Linked DNA regions of Homo sapiens: region 2 is linked to region 1. A link is an interaction called in ENCODE POLR2A ChIA-PET data of the cell type or tissue named here. Cell type or tissue: Panc1. All regions are shown on one strand. Links, peaks and the distances in the headings refer to the core of each region. The heading gives the core; the rest is flanking DNA.

What was found. Peaks named below come from ENCODE experiments on the same cell type or tissue, not always from the same donor. Only the 100,000 strongest peaks of a DNase experiment are listed, where the experiment ranks them.
Region 2: POLR2A ChIA-PET joins it to region 1 with 11 read pairs; 2 of 35 experiments call an interaction of 5 or more read pairs at or near these places.

Annotation. Positions count from the first base shown.
Region 1 is chr15:62,955,179-62,963,507 of GRCh38, forward strand. No RefSeq gene overlaps it. Among named protein-coding and RNA genes, the nearest start is that of TPM1, 83 kb to the right of the region's middle. RefSeq lists an enhancer at 6,092-6,592. In Panc1, for the core only: no CTCF peak of the experiment used is centred there; no DNase peak of the experiment used is centred there; H3K27ac peaks cover 4,359 bases.
Region 2 is chr15:63,071,675-63,080,003 of GRCh38, forward strand. It overlaps a transcript of TPM1 not described here. Among named protein-coding and RNA genes, the nearest start is that of TPM1-AS, 26 kb to the left of the region's middle. RefSeq lists enhancers at 7,076-7,753, 7,754-8,329. In Panc1, for the core only: no CTCF peak of the experiment used is centred there; no DNase peak of the experiment used is centred there; H3K4me3 peaks cover 516 bases; H3K27ac peaks cover 510 bases.

The DNA.
Region 1 (8,329 bases), core at 1,095-6,094:
GCCCCTTATAAAACCATCAGATCTCGTGAGAACTCACTCACTATCACGAGAACAGCATGGGTGAAACGACCCCCATGATCCAATTACCTCCACCTGGTCCCGCCCTTTACATGTGGGGATCATTACAATTCAAGGTGAGATTTGGGTGGGAACACAGAGCCAAATCATATCACTATTGATGTAAATTTTAAGCACACAAAAATACTATGAATTGTTTATTGAATACACACATACCAGTAAAAGTCCTAAACTCAGATGAAAAATCTACACACCAAGTTAGAATAATCCATACCTCTGAGGAGGAGGAAGGGGGATGGAATCAGGGAAGAATACAAAGGACACTACAACTGTCTCAATAATTTTTTAAATCTAAAACAAATGTGGTAAATGTTAATATTTGTTCAGTCTAGGTGGTGGGTAGCTGGGTGTTGTGTTTTTTTGTATATGTTTAAAATAGTTCATAATTGGAGAAAAGCATCAAGTGGTAAGCAACTGTGAAACATCATTATTATAGCTATTCTTTATTGTTACTGTCACTGCCATCCAGGGACCCAGGTGACAGTGCTAACCTGGAGATGGGGACACTCATGTGGGCAAAGCTGCCTGATTTACACTCAAAAAGGATTAAATGAGGGAATATCTGCAAAGGCCTTGAGCTGTGTTTGCTTCCTTCCTCTATCCCTGCCTTAATAAATAAATTAATCCCAATAGAGACCACAGGAATTATCTGTGAAAGAAACCATCCCAATACCCAACTAAATGAAATATTTCAATTATCTTTAATGAGATGATGTGTGCACCTGTCCCATATGTGATGTTCAATAGCGACAACTAGCCGGGTGTGGTGGCTCACGCCTGTAATCCCAGCACTTTGGGAGGCCGAAGTGGGTGTATCACTTGAGGTCAGGAGTTGAGACCAGCCTGGCCAACATGGCAAAACCCCATCTCTACCAAAAATATAAAAATTAGCTGGGCATGGTGACACGTGCCTGTAATCCCAGCTACTCAGGAGGCTGAGGCAGGAGAATTGCTTGAACCTGGGAGGCATAGGTTGCAGTGAGCCGAGATGGCGCCACTCTACTCCAGCCTGGGCGACAGAGTAAGACTGTCTGAAAAAAAAAAAAAAAAAAAAAATTACAACTATTGTTCTTCCAGGGAATTAGGCTGGGCCTAAAAGAGGCATGCCATTGGCTGGGTAAAACGCAGGTCAACTGGAACCTTATCTCATGCACTTAGCTGGCTCTCAACTTCAAGACTGTGAGGCCTCCTTGCCATACTTGGGATGTAAGAAGGGCAAGCAGAAGATGGTTTGGGGGACTTCATGCCCCCGATTGTTTTAAATCCTCACCTTCCATTTGATGTTTTAAAAAATTGCTTTTGCACCAACCTAATATTTTAGTTAATATGATCAATGACCATGAAGCTGCTCTGCCGGCAAGCCTGAGGCCACATTGGGGATTTCAGCACAGTGATGGAAGGTAGACAGCTCAGTTATCTGTGGTGATTAGAGACCAGGAGGGGAGGGACACGGAGCTCTCCAGAGGCAGAATGTTCAGATAACAGCAGGCAGGATCTGAAGGAAGAGTGAAAGGAGGGCTTGCCAGAGGAGTGGACACATGCAGGCAGAACATGGAGGCATTCTGAATATTCCCCCTCCTGCATGCCATATACTGGCCAGATGTACTGCCAGGTGAATAAGGCACAGGAGTGATATAGATGAGCGTGGTCCAATAGAACTCTCTGTGATGATGGAACTGTTCTTTATATGGTCCAATACGGTGGCCACTACCACATACAGCTATTGAGCCTTGAAATGTGGCTTGTGTGACTGGGAAACTGAATTTTTGCCTAATTTTAATTAACTGACATTTAAAACGTAAACAGCCACATATAACTACTGGCTCCTGGATTAGATGGCACAGGAGAGGAAACTGACCTAAGAGTTTGATGGAAGGAAAAAGGTTGGGAAAGTTCTGGAACATAAGCCACTGTCTATAGGGGGTCAGCCTTGATCAGGCACCACCGTGAGGGTTTTCTAAGCAGCTCTGGGCATCTGAGGCCAGGAGGGGAAATTCCAAAGGAAGGAAGGTGACTAAGAAGCGTGACAGCCTTGCCAGCCCAAGTTTGTCCAGAAACAACCCTCTTCATTTAGCATCTGGAATTTGACCAGGCAGATGTAGTTCCAGGGTATGAAACTGACCTCCAAACTCTGTGCAAGCTCTGGGAGGCACATTGCTGTGCAGGAAGCAATGCGACGTGACAGTGAGCACTCTTCAATGTCAGGCCCATTCTGTCTATATCATGCGGTCCCACAAGCTGGGAGAATTGCTGCTCACTCCGTTGTTTCCCTTGGTCCCTGCATGTACCTCTCAGAGAGCACCCACTCTGTGATTTCAACCCCTTCCTCCCTCCCTCCCTCCTTCCTTCCTTCCTTCCTTTTTTTCTTTCTTTTTTTTAAAAAAAGTTTTGATGCAATGAAATAGAATTGATGCACAGGTCCTAAGTTTGGGCTGTGGGTTCTACATCCCAGCAACTGCCTCTGTCAATTGATGTGTCTGTCATCTTTGCCTAAGATTTGTGACTGTAGCTATAGGAGCCGTTTTTGTTGTTGTTGTTTTCTTCTTAGACCTATACAGGGTGTAATCTGTAGGGCATCATTGAAATCAACTTGTCCAAATCCTATATGTTACATACGGAAGGACAGAAAACCCAGAGAACTAAGAAGCTCACCGCAGCTCACCTGCCCCTGAATTAGTGGAAGGTAAGGAATTAGAACCTGCAGATGACACACCCAACCCTCCCTATCCAGGAACCACCCCTTCTTGCCTAGAATGAATCCTCCATTTTTGTCAGCCCCTCACGTGTTTCCACTGCAAAGGTGTTCTTCACCCTGCCTTCAGGGACGCAGCATAAATCCTTAGATTTCCTCACATTGTCTTCCCTCTTCATTCACCCCCCTGGGCTCCAGTGGAAATTAGGCCAAAGAAGAACCACCTTCCACTCCTGCCCTACCTCACTCTCTCCTACAACACTGATATCTAGGATAGTCCTCTCAATCTTTAATGTGCATAAGAATCTCCCTGGGATCTTGTTAAAATGCAGACGCAGACAGTAGGTCTGGCTTGAGGCCTGACATTCTGCACTTCTAACAAGACCCCAGGTGATGCTGAGGCTGCTTTGAGGAGCAAGTCTCACGCTTTGGTCCTAAGGGCTAGAGCTGAAAGGAGCTGCCAGAGGTCAGGTGCTCCAGAAGTAGAGCTAAGCCGGCGATTCCTATAGACGGGGCCCCAGAGAAACCAGTAAGATAGTCGAGGAAGTAGAATGAGGTAGAAAGGAAGCTAAGCAAAGAGCTGGCTTCAGCTAAAATCTAACCTCAGCCTGATCCACAGGTTGCTCTGGGACATAAGTGACACCACAAAGCTGTTCCAGTGTCAGCTGAGGCAAAGGAGCTAGGTTTTTGCTTCCAGCATCAGGCAGTCATTAGCTGTGAGCTGCCCCTGGGAGAAGGACATTGCCATCCCTGGATAACCTCCAGGCATTTTCAGGGTTGGCAGCTCCCACTTGGTAAAGGGCAAGCCTCCAGAGAAGTAAACAAGCATGAGCCAACAGTATGCAACACTCACAGCAGCTGGGGGCAGGTGCCCCCGCGGTAAAGAGGATCCAAGCAGGCCCCCAGCAGAATCTAGCATGAGGGCCTAAAACTCTTGCAGGCCATCTGCCCAGCCCCACTTTTGCATAGCAGAGATTTTAACTTTGAAAGCTATGCATATGTACATGAAAAAACAGAATTAGAAACACCAACACAAAACTTTACAACGGTGATCTCAGCTTGACTTTCTTGTCTTTTTCCACAACTTTCAAATTTGCTACAATTAACATACATTCTTTTTGTTGTTGTTGAGATGGGGTCTCAGTCTGTGGCCCAGGCTGAGTGCAGCAGCGCAATCGCAGCTCACTGCAGCCTTGACCTTCCTGGCTCAAGTGATCCTCCCACCTCAGCCTCCTGAGTAGGCGTGTGCTACCATGCCTGGCTAATTTTTGCATTTTTTTGTAGAGACAGGGTTTTCCCATGCTGCCCAGGCTGGTCTTGAACTCCTGGGCTCAAGTGATCCACCTACCTTGGACTCCCAAAGTGCTAGGATTACAGGCATGAGCCACCGTGCCTGGCCAACATGTATTAATATAAACCAATCAAAGTAAATTCACTGATAGCCCAGCTCAGAATCTTAGAAATATTTTTATTTTATTTAGTAACTTTTTATTGAATGCCTGTTATTACCATTTACAGTCCTATGTGATTCCAATCAACCTTCACAGTGCAATACTAATGACAGGGCACACATCTGAAATGCAATTGGTAGCAAAGAGAAATTATAGACTGTTTAGTATGGTTTTAAGTTTGAATCTATTTTTTTTCCAAGTCTTTGAAAATTGCTTATCTACATAGCCCTTTAACTGGAACAGCCCATTCATCAACCCCTGGTTTAGTGATGTGAAATGCCAAGACACAGGTCTTGGCAAAAGGGCTAACAGAACTCAGGCCCCTGACTCCTGTTGGTTCTCAAAGACCACACAGCCTGTTGGTGCCCCATGAGCAATTTCTATGGACTTCCTTCTTTGTTTGCCCTGCCTAATTAAGCAATCAAGTTAATTGAGATTAATGGCTTGCTTAATAGGGATTAATAACTTGCCAAAAATGCCCCAGGTTTGGGAACTTACAGCAGTAGTACTGCTCGTTGTAAAAGCTGGAGATGTGGTGGCCAAGCAGAGCCCAGACCCTCCGGCCTCTCTGCTCACTTCTCAGAGGGTGCCTCAGGCCTTCAGGAAGAGATGGGATACTGTGGGGAGAGGGGGATGGGGGAGGTAAAGCTGCCACATTAGATTGACCTTCAGAGGCCCTACAGCTCCTGCTCAGGCCACAGAGGCCTCCATTGCTGAGCCAGGCACCAAACCCAGTGCACGGGCATAGTCCCAGCTTGGTAGGCCTGGGCTCCTGGGCTCCTGGCGAGCCCTAAGGTGCCTTCCAGTTCCAACAGTCCCTGGGTCTCTGGGTTCTCAATCTTGGTTTCCTCTTAGAATCTCCTGGAGGGAGCTTTTTTAAAAATGCTGATGCCCCAGCCCTACCCAGAGTTTCTGATTTAATTGGTCTGGAAAGAGGGGAGATCCTTTTTATAAAAGTTCCCCAGGTGAGTCTTATGTGCGGACACTGACAATGAGATTGAGGAGTTTTTTTAAAGCCCAGTCCTTTTGGTGATAAGAGTGAAAGAAAGTGGAAGGAAGGGGCCAGGCGTCGTGGCTCATGCCTGTAATCCCAGCACCTTGGGAGGCCGAGGTGGGAGGATCACCTGAAGTCAGGAGTTTGAGACCAGCCTGGCCAACATGGAGAAACCCTGTTTCTACTAAAAATACAAAAAATTAGCCAGGCATCGTGGTGCATACCTGTAACCCCAGCTACTCGGGAGGCTGAGGCAGAGAATTGCTTGAACCTGGGAGATGGAGTTTGCAGTGAGCCAAGATCATGCCACTGCACTCCAGCCTGGACAACAGAGCAAGACTCTGTCTCAAAAAAAAAAAAAAAAGAAAGTGGAAGGAAAGAAAGAACGGAAGGAGGGAAGAATGGAACCAGAGCCACTGATACCAAGGGGTTTCTCAGATTGAGGGGAAGAGGGAGGGGAAGAGGGAGGGGAAACAGGACAAGGGCAGAAGGAAGGAAGACAGTCCACACCAAATGGCAGCTGCCTCTCTCCTGCTGTCTGTAGGCTACGGAAGGTCGTGGTTGTTTCTTCTCATTCCCAGTGGAGAAAGAATCAATGGCTTGAATTTTCTGCCCAAGGAGTCGTTTTTTATCTTGGCTGATGCCCTTGAGTCTCTCAGTAGAGCCTCACAGAGGTGGGGACATTTGTCTCCTGCAGACTGCAGCCGGTCTGCACACCTTGATGCACACCTGGAAGGCTACCCCTTTGGCTTGGGGCCTCCCCTCCCCAGGTGGAGGGTTCTCTCCCTTCCCTTCCCTTCCCTCAGCTGCTCAGCCTGCAGGTCTGAAGTGGGCACAAGGGCCAGAGCCCAGCGGGTGCTGGACGGGCCAGCCTCGTGATGCCTCCGGTTTTACAAGACACTGGCCTTCTCCTCCTCTTCCCTCCCCACAGACGTCAAAGGCTTCACAAAACAAACACGTAGCTCTGGGGTCAGAGACCTCTGGCAAGAAGTTCTGGGCCCTCCTAGGTTGGGGACTGTGCTTGCAGGATTGAGCAGAACGGGGAAGGCCAGCTAGATCGCCACTGGAAAGAGCAAAGAGCTATCCACAAAGGGAAAGGGGAGAAGGGAGAGACGTTCCCAGAGAGTGTGGGGGGATTTTGAGAGGGGGCAATGGCAGATCTTGGAGCAGCTGCCCTACTCGGATGTTGGGGAGTGGGAGCAGCTACATGGTGGCACAGAATTCTAAACATTTTGCTATGCTTGATGGATATATATAATCCCCTTAGATGTTTTTCAAAAGACAACAAACTATTCAAATTGCTTTTCAATTATGTTTGGATGTAGCTCTGCTGTTACTTCTGAATGCAACACCTTGTGAATGAAAGCTACAGTGCAAACCCAGAGGCCTCGATTTATCTGAGACAAGATTATCTACCGCCAAGGCGCACGGGAGGATTGAATTGATGATGTACCTGCAAACGCCCAGTGGCACGATGCCTGGCACAAGACGGGCAGGTGTTCACTAAGTCCAGGATCTCACCACCTCCTCCCACCTCCATCCTTCCATCCACTGACCCCAGAGAGCCATGCTTTAGCCTAACTGAACAGCACAGGGCATGTCTGTTTAAGGGGTAACTCTCACAGTGGGCATTTCAGGCCCTGGAAGCTGCTGGAGGTTTTGTGGGCAGCTGCCTCCTCCTAGAAAATGGCTTTGCTGTCAGTTCTGACCTGGTGTGGGGAGTACACTCACACCTATCAGACATCTTAGCAGAGGCTAAGGAGCAATTTACTCTGGGCGCCAACATTCCCTGGCAAGGTCAGATTCCTGATGCCCTTTTGGGGGTGTGGTCCTGCCGGTGACCTCTGTAGCTGTCCATCCTTCACCCCACACCCCGGTCCCTCACTGCTCTGGCTTTCCTACCAGGACTAGCTCTGGCCGAGCCCACAGGACTGGTGTTGCAGGGAGGAAGTGGTGAGCTACCAGGAGACACTCCAGAAACGGTGTCTGTAATTGGCCTGGAGAGAGTGGCTGTCCAGATGCAGGCAATTTTGACTTTGATGTGAGCAGAATTACAAAGAATCATAAAAAGAGCCTATGATTTGGGCTGAAACCGTGCCACGGCAGTTGAGTCCCAGCCCTGCACACAGCTGCCTTCCCCTTCTGCCTGGAAGTCAGCCCTCCTGGCAGCCGCCCTCTGCCCTCTGCCTGGCCAGCCCCTGCTCCTGTTCACAGTTGCACTCAATGCCCCTTCTCCAGGAGTTGGGGCCCCGACTTGTCCTTGCTTACAGCACCCATCCCCTCCCTCAACGCACCTACCCCCCTTTCAGTTAAATTGCTTCGGGTGACTCCTCCCCTCCCTTGGTCCCCATCAGACTGAAGAGCACAAAGGCAGGGGCTGCAGCTGTCGTGTGGTGTTCACCCCAGTGTTCCAGAGCTGGCCGGGGCCGGCACGTGGTGAGCCCTCGGAGCACCTGTGTTACATGGATGAATGAAGGAAGGAAAAACGGCTGGTTTTTTAGTGGGGCTTCTTGTATAACACCAGGAATCTAGGTGTGGGAAACCTCCTTACCAGAGGAGGATCCAATTTTCGTGAACCCCGAACCTGATTAATTTGGGGGCCCCTTTGAAGAAAAAACTTTAAAAAATAATAATTATACCATAAATTTTACAAAAACCCATGACATCGAAGGACGTATCTAGGCCACTTCCAGGACTTAAAGTAAGACACTGTACAGTGTATGTGTCATTACTCCATCCTCAGGCTCCAGGTGAGGGCAGCCCAGCATGACTCTCAGGACGCTTCTGCCAATGGCACTGCTTTAGAGCGAAAGGCACCAGCAAAGAGAACTCCTAACCCACAAGCTCTCTCCCCTCTACCTTCCCTTTCCTGAGCCACGGCCCAGTCAGTTAATCTGGGCTCTGAAGGGTGACAGGTTTGGGGATAAAAGACAAAAACCCATGGAGTCATGGGGCCCTAAGAGTCCCGCCAAACCTCATCTACCTATGGTCACTGCTGCCTGACATCCATTATGAGGAACAGTGATTTCTGCACAGGCCTTAGGCCTAGCTCAGGGCTCAGCTCAGTGCTTAGAGCTCTCCTCTGCAGATCTCTGGAGCAATCTTTCTCTTTCT
Region 2 (8,329 bases), core at 1,118-6,117, 120 kb after region 1:
AAGGGTCTGTAAGCCACGCTGCTCTTCCGAGACTTCCATTCCTTTCTGATTGGCACACGTGCAGCTCATGACAATCTGTAGGATAACAATCAGTGTGGATTTCCACTCTTTTCAGTCCTTCATGTTAAAGATTTAGACACCACATACAACTGGTAAAGGACGTTTTCTTGAGAGTTTTAACTATATGTAAACATTGTATAATGATATGGAATAAAATGCACATTGTAGGACATTTTCTAAATTTGGTGGTCCTGTCATTTGTATGTTCTTAATTTGTGAACTTTTGAACGTGTGACTGACCTGCCTTCCCCCACAAATAGGTTCTCAAAACAATATCCCACAGTCCAGGGGAAACTGGGTTTCATGTGTTACCTTCTCAGAAACACTAAAGGCAGCATTATTTTGGTCTGTTAAAGTTATAACCAAGCAGGAGAGACCCTTTCCAAATGTTGTTTTCAATGTTATTGGTGTATGCCTGCACATACATGTAGGACTTTGGCAGTGGCTTTACTGGTTTGGGGATTTTTCTTCCTGACATATTAGCTAAGCCTCTAGCAGTGGCATAGCCACACAAGAACAAATGATGGGTTAATGTGCCAAATCTGCTGTTGTCCCCCAGCGATATGATTTGACTCAAACTACTGCTTTAGCGAGTCTTTATGACTTTCTGCTTCCCAACTCATGAGTTCTCAATTCCAATACGTCTCCATTTTCTCAGACTTGGAAACTAAAAATGTCATCAGTCATTTCCCTAGCTCTTGAAGACTCTAAGCAAACAAAAATAGATTACAGACAATACTGGCTTCAGCTGTGCTGCAGGGAGAAAAAAGGATGTTCTCACCAAAAGCAAACAGAATGGAAACAAATGAAAACTCATTTGGATGCAGATATATTTTCATTCAAAAGTATTAAATATCTCTGTAACTGTACTTCCATGTCTCTTAATCAGGAATCTCTTCTCCACAGAAAGACAAAGGCTGTAAGGCAAAGAATCCAAGCAGGGTCCCGGAGCCTGGTTTTAGGTCTCCTTCCAAAAAGCTGTCCCCTTGCTCACGGCAAATAAATGCACAGGTCTCAACCTTCCTACAGTTTCAGGACCCCTCGCCTCACCTCTGCCAATCCTCAGCTAGGAAAAAACCCTCTCTGCATCACTCTAGTCATGGAAGCCTTTCCTAAACCTGGTCCTCTTTCACTCGGGGAGCCAGATCTGGCTTCAGATCCAGACTCCACCTTTATGAGACTGCCTAACCTGTCAAGTCCCTAAATCTGAGCTGCTCCATCTTTAACATGGAGATGAGATTAGCACCTAGCTCATAGTTTATAACTGTGGGAGTCTAATCTATAACCACTTCAAGTACACGGCACAGTACCAGGCGCCTAGGTCTTGTTCCATAAGTTAACCGCTCGGCCAGGCATGGTGGCTCACGCCTGTAATCCCACCACTTTGGGAGGCTAAGGCAGGTGGATCGCTTGAGGTCAGGAGTTTGAATGAGACCAGCGTGGCCAACACAGCAAAACCCCGTCTTTACTAAAGTTACAAAAATCAGCCAGGCATGGTGGTGTGCACTTATAATACCAGCTACTCAGGAGGCTGAGGCAGGAGAATCGCTTGAACCCGGGAGGTGGAGGTTGCGGTAAGCCAAGATCACACAACTGCACTCCAGCCTGGATGACAGAGTGAGGCTCCATCTCAAAAAAAAAGTTAACTGCTGTGGTCCTCAACTTGCCATTTGTGCTCCAAAGACCACCACAGAAGATAGTACCCATCCTTGTGAAGCTAAGGGGGGACTAACCTTACCCCAAATTATGATGGTTTTTAACACTTTCGGATCCCATTTATGTGTGCTAAAGAACTTGTACTCACAAGGGTTATTTCACTTAAGCCTCACGTCACTGAGGCTTAGATACTCAGTTCAGTAGCTCCCAAGTAGTGGGGTTGGGCTTCAAACTCTGGCCCTGTGTGACTCCTGAGCCCTGTCTGGAATCTCCTTCCCCTTGTTTCAAACGCTTTACAGCAGAAGAAAAACAGTTTCTAGATAATAGATGAAAACAGATGAAGCCGCAGGTATAATTAGGAGAGGAGGAGGCTGGGAAGATGGAGGTGGAGTCAACCATTTAGCAGCTGACACGACCGTGTGGGAGTGGTTTAACACCTGACTTCCCCTCTGGGTTCCAGGGATCAGACAAGATCAGTTAATTATGAAGCATCATGCCAATTCGAAGAATGATTACCTAATCTTTCAGATTAATATAAAAAAGGAGAACGGCTCTGTCTCTACATGGTACACGCCTGGGGTATGACTGGGTGTGATAACCTCTGAACATGCCACTCTGTGAGGTCAAGGTACAGAGATTAGGACTCTTGAATATGGAAAGGCCAAGGCTGGAAGCTGAGATGGTCACCATTTGGAGAACCATGAGGTGTAGAGAGAGAATTCAAGATTCATGTTCTAAATTCCATTGCTGAAACTTAGCAGTCCCAGATTTCAGAATGAACAGCTGAACAGTTGCCCTGTTCAGAGTAAAACATTGTGGAACTCCACAGAGAAAGGACACAGGTAAAAACATAAGCATCTTCAAAAAATAATGATGAGAGTTCTACAGTTTGTTTTGTTGTTGTTGTTGTTGCTTTTTTGGTTTTTTTTTGAGACAGAGTCTCACTCTGTTGCCCAGGCTGGAGTGCAGTGGCATGATCTCAGCTCACTGAAACCTCCACCTTCTGGGTTCAAGCAATTCTCATGCCCCAGCCTCCCGAGTAGCTGGGATTACAGGTGCATGCCACCACGCCTGGCTAATTTTTGTATAAAAATAGAGTAAGAAAGTACTCTAAAAAGTAGAGACGAGGTTTCACCATGTTGCCCAGGCTGATCTCGAGCTCCTGACCTCAAGTGATCTGCCCACCTCGGCCTCCCAAAGTGCTGGGATTACAGGCATGAGCCACTGTGCCGGCCTACAATCAGTTCTTAAGAGAAAAAAGAAAAGCGCTTTGTGGATACATTCAGAACTTTTTGAGACTGACATTGAAAAGAACAATTCCCCTCCTTATTGTTCCTAGAGATGTCGTTAACAGAAACAAAATCTAATTTTTGCATATGCTGGTTTGTGTCCTCCAGAGTTCAATACTTTGGGCCTGATTTTTCTCCAGGAAAAAAAAATTATATAGATATAGATATAGATATCTGTCTTACTCAAGTATTTGAATGTGTGTGAACCATTTTTTCAACTTGTCAACACTATTTGTAGCTGGTTTTTTTTTTAAATCTACAGTCAGATATATATACAGGGAGAAAAAAAATCCGAATTCTCCAATCAAAACAAAAAGCACTAGGGCGTTCAGGGAGCCATCATTTCCAGAATTGGAGACAAAGGTTTGGAAAGAAAATAGAAATGTTGGGCAGTACAAGAAGTGTTCCTTCCATTATATATACTTTTTGACATTGAGGGTTTTCAGAGCTACATTCCTCCAACAGATGTCATAAATTTTGTGTGTCAAACAATGAATGAAACTATGTTGAGAGTTCACTAATATGAATGTAACTTTTGCCAAATTTTTGACAAATGGGCATCAACCCTGAGGAAAAGGCTGCTTTCTGCTGCCTGTGAGAGTTTTCTTTCCATTTGTTACCAAAGCCATGGAGAACCAAGGGTCGAGTCAAGGCCATATCAGGACCTGCCAAGGCTGTTGCCCTAAACTGAAAACGCTGATTCAGAACTGGAAGGAGCCTTAAGATCATCGAGGACAGAGAAAAACGAGACCTAGAAAGATTTAGTGGTTTGCTCCGAGTCATCCAGCCCCCGTCAAGGCGGGCAGTGCAGCGTGGGGCCTGGAAACCAGAGGCACTGGTTTTGCATCCGCTCCCTGCTCACAGACCGGCCCAGGTTAATGTTGCCATCTGGGCGTTGATTTCTCCATCCCTGAAGGAGGTGGTTTCACTGCCCCTCTCCACGTGCCCACTCACTTCCTCAGGGCTGAGAACCGAATGGGGCAATGTGTGTAGAGTCCCTCTTCTGTTCCTTAGCCCCAATCCTTTTTTTTTTCACCTGCATTAGGTCCTTAGGGAAACTGAAAGTAACTTTTTCCTTTTGAAATGAAAATCCCCAGTACCACTGCCCGGGAGGATATTCACTGCAAGGCCATGGTACCCCACAAGTGGCCCGGAAAGAAAGCTCAAGTCACAGTTTCGAAGTTTGTTTTTGAGTTGTTAATCACCTGCGCACAGGAGGCAAAGAATGTTTCAAAGTAGTAGATTCAAATCTCACATGGAAGCTAAAGGCTGGCTCTGTTGTAAGTTTCTGTTACTCCATTCTCAAACTGCATTTGGATTTGTTGCTTCATGGAAGCCAACAGAACACTGCTCTTAGGCCTGGCATCGGATGTAAATGAAGGCAGTTCAGCCCTTATTTATTCTAGAGAAGCCACGAGGCAGATCCTGTGGAGCCGTGGAATCCACTGTCTCCAGAGGGAAGCTAATGACCGGGAAGGTGAAAGATGCTTTGTCTGTGGCAGGGAAGCAGTTGTTGTGTCTCCGGAGGGGCCGGCTGGGCACAGGGGGGCCGGAGGAGCAGAAGAGTTGGCTCCTCTTGGCGGATGCTGCATGGGGATGGGGTCAGAGGGGACAGCACACATCATGATGGTAAGTCCTGGTCTGTTTTCAACTCCAGAGACACTCAGAAAGGATTTGGAATGCTGCCTTTCCAGTGGGACTCTTGGTTAGACTCATGACTCCAGTGTTAAACTCCCAGATGCCTGCACTGGTATAATATAGCCCTTCGGCCTTCTGGTGAGCTGGGATTCGATGGGCTGCCCACATCCTGCACCTCCACTCCCCCACCTCACCCCAAAGTCCACTTCCTCTATGAAAACCACCCTTCACAATGAAACACTTGCCAAGGAACTGCTTGAATCGTGCTGTGGTCAAGGACGCCTTTATCTGAAGTGAGCCCCATCACTATTCCCAAAAGGATTAAGTATAGTTGCCCAAAGCCCAGTGATGTAAATATTAGAAATGGGAACCCACACCCAGGCAGTAGGGGCTTTTGTTTTTGAAGGGGATGCTGGCTTCCTAGGAATGGCCAAAGCATACCTGCATCTCAGAAGCCTGAGCCAGCGGGAAGTGATTAACCCCTGGGTTACTCAGCTCGAAGCCTGTCATTCCCATGATTTGTTTTCCTGCTATCTTCACACAAAGCACTCCTTTCCAGAACACTCCGGGACTGTCTGCCTAGCACCTTCCGGAGAAATTAAAAAGAGCAAAGGCAGAATAATTTGCCTAAGAATAGGAATGTCAAGAAAATGTGCCTCAACAAAGAGTTGCTAGGCTCAAATCCTGGCCAAACTGTTCATCTCTCTTCAGTTGTTAACCCTCTACTTGAAAACTTCCTATCCGCCATGCCTCCTTTTTCTGGCTTTCGTTCTTCCCTTCTGGCTACAATTTTTTGTTACTCTAATCTCTTGTTCTGCTCACTTTCTCTCAGACACAGAGCTTCCATATTGTCTTCTAGTAACTAAAATTATGAAAGTTAAGATTCATAATTTTGCCTACAAGACAAATTGTATTTCCATTTAAGAATGTTTTACAGTATTTTGGGGACTGTATTTTGGGCTCAGATGGGCCGGAGGAGTAGAAGAGTCAGCTCCTCTTGGCAGATGCTCTGTGGGGCTGGGGGCTGAGAAGCCAGCAAACATCATGATGGCAAATCCTGGTCTGTTTTCAAGGTTGGGGGTTATAGGACAATACAGACAAAGTATAATAGACGTCTTGCCCTCAAGGAGTCTATGGAAGCAACTGAATATGTGCACAAACGCACTAAAAAATAATAAAACAGGATATGATTACATGGCAAATAGACAGTAAATGATACAAGACTGCATGGAAACAGATGTCATGCCCCCTTCCTGGTAGATTTCTAACCATCTAAAACCAGTAGAAAAGGCTCTCCTGGGCATGCTCTATAATTTTCTCAGGGGTACTCCAGCCACAGGCAAATCACCACTCACCCCGGCCTCTCAAATCTTAGAAACAAGAGCTCTGCTAGTTTAAAAATGCTTTGGTTTTACTACTTACTCTGGCTACGAAATTTTTTGTTCATAATTGTAGCTTTTTTCTACCAAATTCTCATTTTAAAATCCTCCCCTCTTACCCACCTCTCATTCCTTGCTGTAGGCCATGTAGTTGTGTTCTGTTTGTTTGTTTGTTTGTTTGTTTGTTTTTAAACTTTTGGTCTTACCATACCTTTGCTTTAATCCTAGAGCATCTGTTAAGCTTTAAAGGAAAGAGCATAAATGAATGCACACATATACTCTTAGAGCCTATAAAATCAGCTTCCTACTCCACCAGGGAGGTCTGAAGGAGCCTTTGGTTTCTGGTAAAGCAAATGGATGAGGATCGCCGCTAACATTCACTTCTCCCACGAGAAGCCTCCCCAGGCTGATTGCTATAGTCGCTAGTGCAGACAGCGACCTGATCTGCTCAGGCTGCCAGACTTCAGAAGCCTCAGCCAGGTTCAGAGCCTCCCTAATCCTAATGGGCTAGGAGCCCTGGGTGTCTCCAGATAACCCATTTTCCAGCCTTCCAAGAAAGAGGAGTAGTGGGGCAGTGGGCGAGAGAGAATTGGGTTTCAGTGCTGTTTTAATGTAAACTGCTGGGGGCTGGGAGCTCCCCTTTTGCTCTCCTTGTTTTGGTTCCTACCCCAGAAACATAAAGTATTACTGATAAACATGGATAATTAAATTTGGATAAAAACTACTTGAACCTGAAGAGTTCATTCCAATTTGTATAACAGCAATTGATGTGGGTTGTGTATTTAAAGGAATATTTAAATTTCATGCAGCAATTTGCAAGTTCAAATGAAAAGCTATTTGGCACATTTGGATACTGGGTTGCAAGGGAAATAAGCAAAATGTACACATGAGGTACATGCCATCATATAATTGTGTACATTTTTTATTTGTCACAAAGCATTATAAAAACAATAGAGAAAAACTATGAAGGAAAAAAAAGGTCACCACTGGGAAAAAAAAAAACTTATTTTCCATATGTTTTGCCTGTGTGTTTATGGAAGGCTTTTTATTCAAAATTTTGGTTTTTATTCAAAAAACTTTGCATAAACATCTTCCTGTGTTGCTTCACCTAGTCTTCTGGTTAATGTGCCATAATTTGTTCTCCTCTTTTTGATCACTGGGTTTTTCTAATTTTTTGTTCTCACAACTAGGACTGATGGGAGATTTTTTTGTAATACAGATATTTTCTGACATGTAAGAAATGAAAACATACACTTAAAAAAAACTATTTCATTTAAGCACAGACATACCCTAAATATAGTGTTAAGTTGTTTCTTAACTATGTGGTGATTCCTGCTCCGGCCTGGACTCCAGCCTGGAGAGCCCTTTTTTGATTTCCAGGCCTCAGGTTCTTAAAAGAGAAGCAAAACAACTTTTCCCAAACTGGTGTGGTAAAGCCTTTAAGAAATCTAGTTCCGGCCGGGTGCAGTGGCTCACGCCTGTAATCCCAGCACTTTGGGAGGCCAAGGCAGGTGGATCACCTGAGGTTGGCCTGTCGGCCTGACCAACATGGAGAAGCCCCTTCTCTACTAAAAATACAAAATTAGCCGGGCGTGGTGGCACATGCCTGTAATCCCAGCTAATCAGGAGGCTGAGTCAGGAGAATCGCTTGAACCTGGGAGGCAGAGGTTGCAGTGAGCCGAGATCGAGACACTGCACTCCAGCCTGGGCAACAAGAGCGAAACTCCACCTCAAAAAAAAAAAAAGAAGAAAGGAAAAGAAATCTAGTTCCACACGTTATCCCTTTCCCGCTCCCTCATCTGTGCTGCTCCCCCAACAAAAACACACAAACTTGAGCTTTAAGACATGCCTTCACCGCAGCCACCCGGCTCTTTCTTGTACCCCTTGTCTAGACCTGAGTTGATAAAAGTGAATGATGGGTGTGTGGGCTTAGAGGCACTGCCTCGGGCCTCAGTTCTGGGAAGACCCTTAATTACTGGATGATGAACAGTGACAGAAGAAGGAAGCAGCCATATAGAAAACTTAACTGCCCTGCTAAAGAGGCAGCCTAGATAGTATGTACAATCCCAGCCTTCGAAATTAGACCAGAATTTAACAGCCACCTCTGCCATGTACTGGTTGTGTGACTTAAAGTAAGCTGCTCAACTTCTCTGCAATTATTTCCCCATCTGCAAAATGGGGATAATAATAATAGTACCCAACATCATAACGTTCAGGGCATGAATAACTAAGATACTGCATGAAAAGTTTTAGTATGGTGCCTGGCATAGCAAACTCTCAGTGATAGACAACTTCTATTGCCCTGTT